Regions from separate parts of the Mus musculus genome. Here region 1 is linked to region 2. A link is a contact called in ENCODE POLR2A ChIA-PET data. All regions are on one chromosome and are shown on one strand. Each heading gives the region's core, a stretch centred on a gene start or an enhancer-like site at or near the end of the contact. The rest is flanking DNA. Distances are from core to core; before and after follow the strand shown. Region 1 holds the start of Myo5a (myosin VA). Region 2 holds the start of Arpp19 (cAMP-regulated phosphoprotein 19).

What was found. ChIA-PET counts read pairs that join two places held with the same protein, here RNA polymerase II (POLR2A).
Region 1: POLR2A ChIA-PET joins it to region 2 with 25 read pairs in embryonic stem cell. The contact joins the promoter of Myo5a here to the promoter of Arpp19 in region 2. POLR2A ChIA-PET finds 5 or more read pairs at or near these places in 4 of 5 experiments (Patski and embryonic stem cell).

What each region holds. Positions count from the first base shown.
Region 1 is chr9:75,066,713-75,073,194 of GRCm38, forward strand. It overlaps Myo5a (myosin VA), which reads left to right and starts at 4,494. Exons shown (of 41, transcript NM_010864.2): 1 at 4,494-4,947. The coding sequence starts at 4,921.
Region 2 is chr9:75,032,729-75,039,123 of GRCm38, forward strand. Arpp19 (cAMP-regulated phosphoprotein 19) reads left to right here and starts at 5,004. Exons shown (of 3, transcript NM_021548.4): 1 at 5,004-5,233. The coding sequence starts at 5,189. It overlaps Gm51714 (a long non-coding RNA gene), which reads right to left. Exons shown (of 2, transcript XR_003948357.1): 1 at 5,839-6,395; 2 at 4,516-5,739.

The DNA.
Region 1 (6,482 bases), core at 3,244-5,743, 33 kb after region 2:
TCCTCCTGCTTCTGCCTGTGCCTCCTCAGAGATAGGACTGTAGTATAAAAATAGAGATGCTTTTCTACATCAGTGTTCCATTCCTCTGTCTGTCCTTCTATCAGGGATAAATGATCAGGACCTCTTCACTCACCCAAACTTCACCTCTGCCCCGGACCCAGCCTTCAGAAACATTACAAATTGGGATAGATGTGAACACTGACTAATGTTCGGTAACTAGTAACTAGCACTTTGTTTCTGCTCTAGAATTAGGCCATGCCTAGAGAACTAGGATTATTACTTTGTAAGACAGTGCTGTAGTGGCACATGCCTGTAATTTTAGCACTGAGGTATAAGGAGTGGTTCCAGGCCAGCCAGCCTCTCTATATAAGAAGGATCTGGGTCTAAAAAGAGAAAAAGAAAAAAAAAAAGTGAACAAGATTCCAGAAGCCAGGAGAGAAACATGGATACACTGTCTCTCATAGTCCACAGAAGGACCCTTGTTCTGAGACCTTACTCTGGGTCCTCCAGTTCCACAACTGAGATGATACATCTCCACTGTTGAAGCACATTTCATACTATTTCTATTACTCAAGCCAGGGAATATATACACTTAACACCTTCTAGCTTTTTTTGTCTCCCTAATAAGAATCTAAACCCATGAGTGTTTACAGAGAGTTTTCACAGGAATCCTCAACATGTAATGTCTTGTATACTGTATCTCTGAACAGTCGCTGATAACAGTAGTATTCATGAATACATATGGATATACATATATATGTATATATTGTATGTATATATGTATATATGTATAGACAGACAGACAGACAGACAGACAGACAGACAGATAGATACTAGTCCTTGACTTGTAATGGTTCAACTTTTTGAATTTACAATGGTATAAAAGTGGCATATATTCAGTAGAACTGTACTCTTTTTTTCTTTCCTAACACATCTTCAGTAGTACTGGACTGGAACCCAGGGCTTCACCCAGGGCTCAGCAAGTGTTATAACACTACCTACCACCCCAGCCCAGAACTTTTGAAAGATCTTTATACTTAGTCATTTTATGGGTGTTTTACTTGCCTGTATGTCTGTGTGCCTGGTACCCATGGAATCCAGAAGAGGGTATCAAATTCCCTAGAATTGGAGTCACAGACAATTGTTAGCCACCAGTTGGGTGCTGGGAATTGAACCCACATGAATTGAACTAGCAGCCAATTGTCTTAACCATTGACTCATCTCTCTAGCCCTGAATTTTTGAAAAAAAATTGTTTTCAACCTACTGATCGTCAGTAATATACTGTTTTGTGTTGCTAGACAGTGGCAGTAAGCTGTAGCTTCCAGTCAGCCATGCTACCATCAAGGTGAATGACAGATACTCTACACTGCACTATACTATGTTGCCAGCATTTTCTTTGGACAAGTGTGCAATAAATTACTTAAGTTATTCACCACTATCACTAGCTGGACTTTGTGTTAGATAACTTTGTACAACAACAGGCTAATTTAATTGTTTTGAGCAGGTTTAGGGTAGATGAGGCTAAGCTACGCCATGGCTATTCAGCATGTTAGGACCATTAAGCACACCTCAAATTAATAGTTTCTAATTCATAATTGGTTTGTCAGGATATGACTCATTTAAGTTAAAAAACAAAAACAAAACAAAAGAAAATCAAAGGGCACCTGAACTTTGGAGGAAAAGCCCCCCCCCCGACAACCCCCCCCCCCCCACTGAAACTTAGTGTTTTCATTTGAAAACAACTTACAAGAAAATGTTTTTTTTTTAAATTGGGTATTTATTTCATTTACATTTCCAATGCTATCCCAAAGGTCCTCCACTGCTCCCCCACGCACTCCCCCACCCACCCACTCCCACTTCTTGGCCCTGGCGTTCCCTTGTACTGAGGCTTATAAAGTTTGCTTGACCAATGGGCCTCTCTTTCCACTGATGGCCTACTAGGCCATCTTCTGATTCATATGCAGCTAGAGACAAGAGCTCTGGGAGGTACTGGTTAGTTCATAATGTTGTTCCACCTATAGGGTTGCAGATCCCTTTAGCTCCTTGGGTATTTTCTCTAGCTCCTCCATTGGGGGCCTTGTGATCCATCCAATAGCTGACTGTGAGCATCCACTTCTGTGTTTGCCAGGCCCCGGCATAGTCTCACAAGAGACAGCCATATCTGGGTCCTTTCAGCAAAATCTTACTAGTGTATGCAATGGTGTCAGTGTTTGGAAGCTGATTATGGGATGGATCCCCGGATATGGCAGTCTCTAGATGGTCCATCCTTTTGTCTCAGCTCCAAACTTTGTCTCTGTAACTCCTTTCATGGGTGTTTTGTTCCCAATTCTAAGAAGGGGCAAAGTGTCCACACTTTGGTCTTCATTCTTCTTGAGTTTCATGCATTTAGCAAATTGTATCTTATATCTTGGATATTCTAAATTTCTGGGCTAATATCCACTTATCAGTGAGTACATATTGTGTTAGTTCTTTTGTGATTGGGTTACCTCACTTAGCATGATGCCCTCTAGGTCCATCCATTTGCCTAGGAATTTCATAAATTCATTCTTTTTAATAGCTGAGTAGTACTCCATTGTGTAAATGTACCACATGTTCTATATCCATTCCTCTGTTGAGAAAATGTTCTTAATTTATAAAGCAACAACTGAAAATTTTATCAATTTACAATAAAATATATAATACCTTATACTGACTTTTGGGGTGTGGACCCTACTCCTGGTTTGCAGATCTTAGTAATAAGAGTGCTTTAGGCTGTAAATACATATGCATTAGGCAGAAGAGTCCACCATCAGAATGGCCCTCTCCTCATTGCCGGTTGGGTGTGTTTTGTTTAAAGTCTGTTCTTTTCCTGAATGAAGCAAGAGGTTAGTGGTCAGAAACCCATTTCCCAAGTGTATGTGGTGGCATGCATCTGCAATTTCAGCACTCCTGGGACTCAAGGGAGAGAGGTAAAATTGTTCTAGGTCAGCTACATAAAGAGACTTTACCACCACCACCACCAAAAGAAAAAAAACCCTTTCTCCTACCCCTCATCTTCTCTTTCTCTTACATCAGGGTGGTTGAAAGTATGTCTTTGAAAATTTTGAAAGAATGATTCCAATTTTATTTTTGTTCATGTAAATAAAAGTCACTTTTATAAGAACTCTCAGAGTTTTGAGTGTTTTGGTTCTTCCTACCCCCCCCCCCTCCGACTCACCAACCCATCATACTCAGTATTCCTCAACTGTCCTGACCGGTAGCTAATATCTAGAGGGTAAGGAAACAGGCACCTTCTACAGGCATGAAGGAAGTGTAAGAGACAGGAGCTCAACTCATTGCTTTGGATGCTCTGCTGGCTCAAAGTACATTTTGTCTCCTTTCACAGGCAGACAAAGAAAGGATGGAATCCAGAAACATCAAAGTGGTGAACAGTCTTCCTTCAAATACCCACCTCATGTTCAGACATAACTAGGGAGTCAGGCTTGTGCTTTGACTGCCATTGTACTGGTCTCAGAACCATGTCTCTAAAATTTCACCATTCACAAGGCAGAGGCAGGAGGATGGCGAGTTTGAAGAAAACCCGGGCTGCTTAGTGAGACCTGTCTCAAAACCCAACAAGCCAAACAATAAAACTGGATTCCCATGATAGGCACTGGCCACAACTTAAGGTTTAAAGAAGGAAGATGGACACATTTTAAAAGGCTAAAAATTTTAAAGAGTATTCCAAGTGAGCACGAAAGTGTGGCTGGAGAGAACATGTTGGGATGAAAAAGACCACATTCCTGTGTCCGTGTAAGGGCACGGAATAGACTGCGTCAAGACTGCAAACACTTGAGTTTCTCTCAGTAGGTTGCCGTTTTCAGGTGACTCCAGGATCAGCATCAGGTAGTGCTGTCACGATCAGCAGAACAAAGGTCTCATTCTGAATGGTGGCGAACCTATGTAAACGCCCAAGTCTAAGATGGGCCATTTCCCAGTGCCATCTTGTTTTCAGGTTCATTGGAGTTTCTGTGTGTTAGAGGCCACCCTATGTCCTTGCATCACCAAGGGTGCAAACCCAAATGCAGAGTGACCTTGAGCATCCTTCAAATTCCGGGTGGTGCAGCTTCCCGCCCTGCCGTGAGCAAGTCTCTTCTGGAGTTGCAGGTTCTCAGAAAGGCCTTTCCCGAACCCTCCCCTACCTCAAGTCCTCTCCCTACAAACAGCAGGGCCAGGAGGAGCAGCCTTGAGGCTGCCGGGTCTACGCGGGCACTCTAACCGTCGCTACCTCGAGCGGGACGCGCTCCCTCACTGCCCCACCTTCGCGCACACTGTGGGGGGCCACTCCGCCAAAGCAGGTTTGGGATGCCAGCCGCATGGGCCGAGGATGCTCGGTGCCCGCCGCCGATGGGAGGCAGCGTGAGCCCGAAAGAGCCGGGAGGGATCGCGGTGGCAGCGCTCGAGCGCAGCCTCCTCCCGCTCCCACAATGCACAGGGCGGCGGCGGCGGCGGCGGCGGCATCGCGCGCCGCGGAGGAGACAGAGGAGGCTACAGAGACCAGGCCTCTAAGGAGGCGAAGCGGCTGAGGAAACTGAGGGAGCGAGGGGGCGCTGAGGACGCGAGGCGACTGAAGAGACCGCAAGGGCTGTGTGTGTGGACCAGGCGGCTTGGGGAGACTGAGGCGGCGACGGCCGCGGAGGCTGGTACCCGAGTCCCCCGAGCACGCGCCTCGGGCTCACGCGGCCGCCGAGCCCTGGAGGTGATGACTGTCAGGCTCCCGCCCGCCGCTAGCGCCTGACGCGCCCCGCCCCGGCCCGCCCGGGCCCGCCCGCCAGCTTGGCCCGCCCTGCCCGGCCCGGCCCTTCCCCTGCTCCCCGCCCGCCACCGTTTCACCCGCGCGGGCGGCCGCCACGCGAGCTGCGGCCTCCGCCTAGGCGGGGGGCGTCGGCGCTGGGCCCGCCATGGCCGCGTCCGAGCTCTACACCAAGGTAACGCGCGCCGCAGAGCCTTGTCCTGGGGAGGGGTCGCGCGGCCGGGACCGTGGCTGTAGGACCGGCAGGTTCCACCGGACTGCACCCCACTGCCCGGCTGTACCTCCTTGCCCGGCTGTACCTCCCTGCTCTGCCTCCCGAGCCCATTTCGGATGGGATGCTCTTGGGCAGATGCTCGGGCCGCTCTCCCGGGACTCGTGCTTAAAATAACGTCCTGTGCCGGTATGCGCCAGGCAGCAGCCTCTCGGGGAGATTATTTCGGATTCTGCAGTTATGGCCAGTCCGCTTTCACCTTTAGCTGCCGGGTTCTTGCCATTTGCCCTGGGGTGCGGAGCCTGTGGGAAGATGCAGCCCGGAGATGGCGAGCTTATTCTTAGGCTTCTTGGTGCCTGGGAGTTTGCAACCTGCGCGTTATCCCCGAGAGCCTCGTTAGCTCTGTGTCCTCACCCTCCTTTCCGGCGAGCCTTTCCCTTTTGGTCTTCATTTAGGGGAAGTGGCAGCCTTTTCAATCTTAAACCGACGCCCATATTCTCAGGGTCTGGTAATCTCTGAATGGCGTATTTTGGAGAGACTGTTTAGAAAATCTGTGTTGGGCAGTGTGTGGTGTATGCATTCATGGTATCTTATGTTACGGTTTCAATGGATGTTTTGCCAGCTAATGATTATTAAAATTACCTCTAATTCCACTCAACAGAATTGCCTTAACTTTTCAAGTTCATGTTTTTACATTTTTACCAGAATCTCTTTCTTCCCGTCTCTCTCTGTCTCTGCCTTTGTCTCCCTCTCAGGCACGGAGATTGAATGTAAGGGCCTCATGCATACTAGGTAAACCCTTTACAACTGAGCTATATATAGATAGCCCCAGCTTTCTGGACTCTTCTTTTAGCAGTTTGGAATCATCTCTTGCACACGTGACATCAATAAGCCCAGAGCCCAAATTGCAGCCTTGAGGAAAGAAATCTGTACCTTTCCACCCAACTGTGTGACATTTGGCAAACTACATAACCTCTCTGGTTCAGGTTTCTTACTTGTAAATAGAGTGAATTTTATTTGTCCTTTTGTCCTTCCTTACAAGCTGTTGTGAGGATCACATTTAATACTAGTTGTGAAAGCTTTCTGTGACTCTTTTTTTTTTTAAACAAATATGAGGTATATGATTACTTTCTTCCAGCCATGAAATGAAGAGCTTGCATGAACCTGGGACTTTCTTTCTAGCCCTAGATTTAAGAAGTGTACAATTAGAACATTTCTCTAAACCTAGTAATTTTTTTTTTTCAGCATGGCAATTCTATAAGACTATCATTGGAAATTGACTAAAAGTTACCTTCTTAACTTACATAGTACAATTCTAAGTGTTTTGAAATATTAACTCATTTAATCGTTGCAATTTATGTATGAAGTAGATACAAGTAACAATTATGTCACTGTGACGAGCTGTCACATTGTTACATTGTTCTGTCCTGTCTGGCCCCCTACCAGGCCCCTGCTATCAGCCCATCTTGAACCTGGACCTGCTAATTATAGGCTGATAA
Region 2 (6,395 bases), core at 3,754-6,253:
GGGGCATACTCCTTTAATCCCAACTCTTGAGGTTCAGAGGCTGGAGGATTGCTGCAAGTGTGAGGCCAGCCTGGTCTAAATAGTGAGCTCCAAGACACCTAGGACTACATAGACTCTGCTCCCCCCAACACACACCCCCCCCAAAAAGTTCCCGTTCTAACTACTCAGTGCCTCACTGAGTTTCAAATAATTTTCAAGTCTCCTACTATATATATATATATATGTATATATATATAATATATATATATATATCTCCCTTTAATTAAAAATGCATTCTCTCTGTGATGAACTGTAGCTCAGTCATAGAGTGCTTGCCTAATATGCACAAAGTCCTGGGTTGAACCCACACACAGCCCAGCATAAACCAGGCATGGAGGTACATTGTCACCCCAGCACACAGGAAGCAGAGGCAGGAGAATCAGAAGTTACTCCGGATTCATAGTGAGTTTGAGGCCAGCACGAGCTACATGTGCATCTCAAAAACAGAAAGGGAGGGGCAGAGGAAAAAATAACAACTTCTGATCTTTGAAAAGTTTGCATATGCTTATGAAATCCCAAACTTAAAAATTATTTTTTTTTGTGCACATTAGCATCAGAACCACCAGAGGGAGCTTTGTACGACTCTGTCACGGGTGTTTCTCATGGCTTCTAATCTCTGGCTAATTCTTTAAGCATTCAGTTCTTGTACTAGCCACATTAAATGCTCAGTGGCGGTTAGCACTACATGCTTAGTAGCTGGTGTATCGGGGAACACAAACGTAGAATACCACATCATCACAGAAAGTGCTATGGAACTGCTTTGCTCTGGATTGATGGCAGCTCAGGGTCCTCAGATGGGCGTGACCCCAGGAAGAGTATGCAATTAGAGGAAAGAAAGAAAGATTGGGGTTCAAGGGACGACATCATAATCAAGTCAGGCTCGGGTTCAGGTGCTTGCTTTACCTATGAAGCCATCCCATCGGCCCCCAAATCCTCTTGTTCAGCAGTGGATAAAGCCAGGTCTATTTGTAATACCAACATCTGGGAGACTGAAGAAAGGGGAACCCTGAATTATCATGAGTTCAAGAGCAACCTAAACTATAGACTGAGACCACTCATCTCAAAAAGTAAACTTTTAAATAGAGACTCAACAAAAGAGGTTAAGGGACAGGGCAGAACGAGGAATGACGAGCCAGGCCTGTGATAGGGCATGCAAGGACCATAAAGAATGAAAATGTAGAGAAAATCCAATGCTGGGGGCCAGAACAGCCCAGATTCTTAAACACCAGAGGAGGAATTTTAATAATGTATAGCTGTGTCGACAGATGCAGATGCTTTGCGTTGTGTTTCATGCTTTCTATAAGTTGTAGGTAGCTGCAGTCCAGATGGAGAAAAATACCAGCAACAGAAACAGAACCGTATTTCCTTGAACCCATTGCTGTTTCTTGGTCGACTGACTTGAAATTTTGGTTACACCAGGAATCAGTCATAGGAGGAAGGGTCATTTCACTTGAGGCCAGACTTGAGCTATACTCCCAACTATGAGTCCATCTTGTGGAGCTGCATAGTTAAGTCCCTCCCTGGCTTTAAACAGAAAGGGGAGTGGGGAGGAATGACCACTATCTAGGGATCAGAGGAGAGCATTTTGGGCAATGGAGCACTGCAGCTCAGTGCGTGCAGTCTTAAAGATTAAAGTACACGAGTTATGGTGGTGCTGAATAGTGTTCTAACAGCCTCTGGGAACTGAGGTCTGTCTAAAGCTGCTTTGTTCAGTTCCAGCTTCCTACAGAATATACCACTGGGAGTGAAAATGGCCTGCCTCCAAACGCCGGCCCTTCTCGCTCCCAGTTCTGGTATCTTGGGCACAGGGCAAAATCTCCATGTCCATATTTCCTGGCTTCTATTTCCTCTTTTCTTAGGTTGGAACACTGCTGTAGGGTAACACAGGGACAGAGAATGTTTCTTTGTTTAGAGGTGGGACTCAGGAAACCCAAGCTAGCTCAAACTTGCTCTGTTGCTCAGGATGGCCTTGACTTCTTGATCCTCCTGCTCTGCTTCTCTCGTGTTGTGATTACAGATGTGCACCACCACACTTAACACCTTCTTTTCTCCTCATGTGGGTGAGCATTGCACTGGGACCAGAGGCAGGCTTTATGGCTCTTGTTGGCAGTGTTACTGGAGGAAGAATGGCTTATCAGATAGTTCCACAAAACAGGACTTTGCCCCTGAGGAATTTTCCATTTGCTCAGCCTGTCTCCCCAAAATTCAGATTTGCCCTGACAGGAATGTTGTTATCTATTTTAGGAGTAAATATATATTGATTTTCTGTCTTTGTTTCCCTTTCTTCTCTGTCTGCCTGCTCTCTCTCTCTCTCTCTCTCTCTCTCTCTCTCTGCAGCTAAAACTTGCAGAGAATTTTTATTGGTTTTTTTTGTTTGTTTCTTTTGGTTTTTCAAAACAGGGTTTCTCTGTGTAGCCCTGGCTGTCCTGGAACTCACTTTGTAGACCAGGCTGACCTCGAACTCAGAAATCCACCTGCCTCTGCCTCCCAAGTGCTGGGATTATAGGCGTGCACCACCACTGCCCGGCGAATTTTTATTGTTAATACATTTATTTGTACAGCAGACAATAGAGTTACAGAATTGCTGTATCATTAGGGTTCAATGATGCTTAGAAGTCAATTTTTGGAACAGTGGTTATCAGTTTATCATTTTTATATAGATATTTTTATTCATTTTAGGAACAGATTTCTTTTTTAAAAAGATTTATTTATTTGATGTGAGTACATTGTTGCTGTCTACAGACACACCAGAAGAGGGCATCGGATCCCATTACAGATGGTGGTGAGTTATCATGTGGTTGCTGAGAATTGAACTCAAGGACCTTTGGAAGAGCAGTCAATGTTCTTAGCTGCTGAGCCATCTCTCCAGCCCAGGAACAGATTTCTTTACACATACATTTCTCCTGTGTCCCTTGTTACATTTTAACCCCAAATTTACTCATATTCATATAATGTATAGTATTTTATTAATAAAAATATTAGTTAGCTGTGTCCACTAGCCTGACTAGTACAGTCTCCTTCTCTATACAGGTCTACTCAAGTGAAAAACACTGAGAGGCTAAAGCAGGAGGTTTGCTGTGACTGAGGCCAGAGTGAGACCCTGTCTGGAACAAAAGAGCCAGGAACAGTGACACATGCAGGCAGGCAGATTTCTGTGAGTTCTAGAACAGCTAGAAAAAAAAATACTTTGATTCCCTCTCTCCCCACCCCCATACAGCAGAGTTGTAGGGAAGCACAGAAGGTTAATTTGTCAGTATAGAATGGTAACAAATATGCTGCTGCTGTTGTTGTTGAGTTTTGGTTTTGGCGACTCGCCTTCATGTAGTTTAGGCTGGGCTTGAATTCATACCTAGCTGAAACTGGCCTTGAACTGAAGTTCCTCTCTCCCTCTCTCCACTTGGAAAGTTCCGGGATTACAGGTTGCAAAGTCCTGGAACTACAGTTGATTTGGGGACAAACTGAGCCATTCTCAAGGGATATCTTTGTCCAAGAGTTAGCCTCTTAAACCCTTTTATCTTAAATTGTTACTTGGCTGGTTAACCCTTTCCTTCCTTCTCCAACAAGAACTCTTAATCGTTTTGTTTTTCAAACTGAAGTATCAGTCAAGACTTCCTGTCTGAAATTCTGCACATGCTGGGGTTTTGGGTTTGCTTGGCCTTTGTAATTGTTATTGTTGTTGTCTTGTTTTAGTTTACTTTTGACACGGGGCCTCACATAGCCCAGGCTAGCCTCAAACTCAAGCTGAGGATAACTTTGAACTTCTTGATCCTTCTGCCTCTACCTCCCCAGTCCTAGGACTTCAAGCATTGCACCACTATACTTGTTTAATCTGCTGCTTGGAGTCAAACGCAGGGACAGTCATTCCAGGCAACCCATCCATCTGCTACTGAGCCAACTTCCAAGCTCTCTCTCTCTCTCTCTCTCTCTCTCTCTGTGTGTGTGTGTGTGAGAGAGAGAGAGAGAGAGAGAGAGAGAGAGAGAGAGAGAGAGAGAGAGAGAGATTGAATGCAGGGACTTGCCCGTGCTAAGCAAACTCTCTACCACTGTGCCAGGGCCTCACTAAATCCCCCAGGGTGGCCTTTGATTTACTCTATAACCTAAGCATACATAAACTTGCCACACTTCCGCTTCAGCCTCCCAGACAGCTGGGATTACAGTCCTATGCCAGAGGGCTCAGCTTTGATTTTGATGTCTTCCACATTCCATATCCAATGACTCTGAGGTTTTGATTGTTCTCCTGTCTTCCAGAACTGCTTGCATTGCCTTCTGATTCTTACTAGTTAACTATATAAGTCTGCCTTAGCCCCAGATTTCTAAGGGACATTTCCTTGGAACCAAATGTGCCAGCAGCTATAAGATGCTTAGTAGAATGACGAATAAATATGAAGCTACGGACTTGACAGTTAAGAAAATCATTGCTTTGAAAATCAATGTTTTGAGCTGACTGCCGTGGGAGAGCAAGGAATGGAAGCTGAATTGATTTATCAGTGATTTATTGCATGGGAAATATCAAGGTCTGGGAGTAAAATATTGACTTCTTCCCTGCTGTGGCTAACATGAAGAGGAATGGTGACATTACTAAAGTAATCACAATTCCTGTGTAATGGTGCTGTGCTTGTTGTAGAACTCTCCGGAGCAGTGGTAGCTTGAAGAGGTTGATCTAAGAAGAAAAGGTGGCGCTGAGGCAAGGTTAGAGAACAGAGGAAGTAAAGATGGATGGGGTTAAACTGAAGCAGAGGTACTGCCAAGCAAGCAGAGGACTAAATAGGAGGTCAGGGTTGTCTGGAAAGGCGGGGGAAGTGGAGGGGAGGGGGAACACAGCGCCACAGACCAACTACAATTCCCAGGAAGCACTGTGCGCCCATGGACGGAAGTGAGGTGAGGCGCGAGCCGCAACCTTTGAGGGAAAGAGGAAGTGCTCGGGCGTCGCAGGGCCGGAGGCGCGGGGATAGGTAGGTAAGGGCGCGGCGCGGGAGCCTGGCGGGCCTGGGCTGCGGGAGCTACGGCGGGCGGGAGCCCGGGGCCCGTGTCGTCACAAGGCGGCGGTAGCCGCCGGCCCGGCGGGCAGCGGGGCAGGCAGAAGGTGGCGGGCGGTCTTGCCTCCCGGTAATCTGTCTTCTCCCGGCGTCTCTTCTGCAGAAGGAGCACCATGTCCGCGGAAGTCCCCGAGGCAGCGTCTGCGGAGGAGCAAAAGGTGAGTGTGCCGGAGGACCCGGGGAACCCTCGAGACCCGCGGGATCCGCGGGACCTGGTGTGGCGGGAACCTTGGCTGGCGGGCCCGCGGGAGCGAGGGCGGCCTGGAGCCCTCCGCCGACGGCTCCTCCCGCAACCGGGGAGGGCCCTGGCGAGTGGAAAGGAACCGATCCGCTCCCGAGCCTCGGTGTAGCACCCAAGTGTACCAGGCAGCTAGGACTCCGGCCCATGTTAGGGACCCAGGTTCTGTAGTGGGCTTTGATTTGCTCAGGACGTTGTCCCTCCGGAAGCGCTCGGGCCACTTGTGAGCTTGCAGGGAACTCTTTAAGGTGGTGTCTCCATTCAGGCAGCGATGCAGGGCTCGGTTATTAGGGTTGTGAGTTGTGTGGCCTCGTGATCTCTTTCCTGAACCCTTTGGGCTTCAGTCTTCTTATCGGTAAAGTCCCGGTAATAGTACCTACGTCCCGCGACGGCTGTGAGGCCCAAACGAAAAACCCAGCACAACTTCTGCTCAAAAAAAAAAAAAAAAAAAAAAGCTAGCTGATGGGCTTTGCATGTGGCACTTGACTAAAAATCGAGAATTGGAGCTTTAGGAAATTTCACTACCTTAGATATTTCTCGAATCATGGGGATATATTTGTCAGCTCATTTGTATGTCTCTGTTGAAGGGAAATGTGCTAGCAGCACACCTACGAGTTTGAGGCCTGTATGCTTATGTAGTGCCTGCCCATTCCGTCGTAATTATTATGATGCTTTGACTTCCAGGGTACATGGAGTCAGTTAGCTAACAAAGGAGAAAAGTCATGAGTTCCCAACAATTTTTCTTTAAAAACAAACAAAAAATCCCAAATTGGGCCTTTAATCCCAGTACTCAGGCAGAAGCTAGAGGAATTTTGTGAGTCCCAGGCCAGCTGGAAGTACATAATGAAATCCTGTCTCAAAATTTATTAATTGATTGATAATTAATACCAAACTGCTTTACTGTATATGGAATTTGGTCTAATGTTTAAACGTAATCCTTATACTAATGTTGCACTGTAGATTAGTGGGTTTTGCTCATTCCATATATTCTAATCATGTCAACTTACCCTTTATTATTTCTTCCATTGTCATAGTTCTCTTCTGATAGTAATTGTAAGTTAACTGGCGAAAAGAAGGAAAAC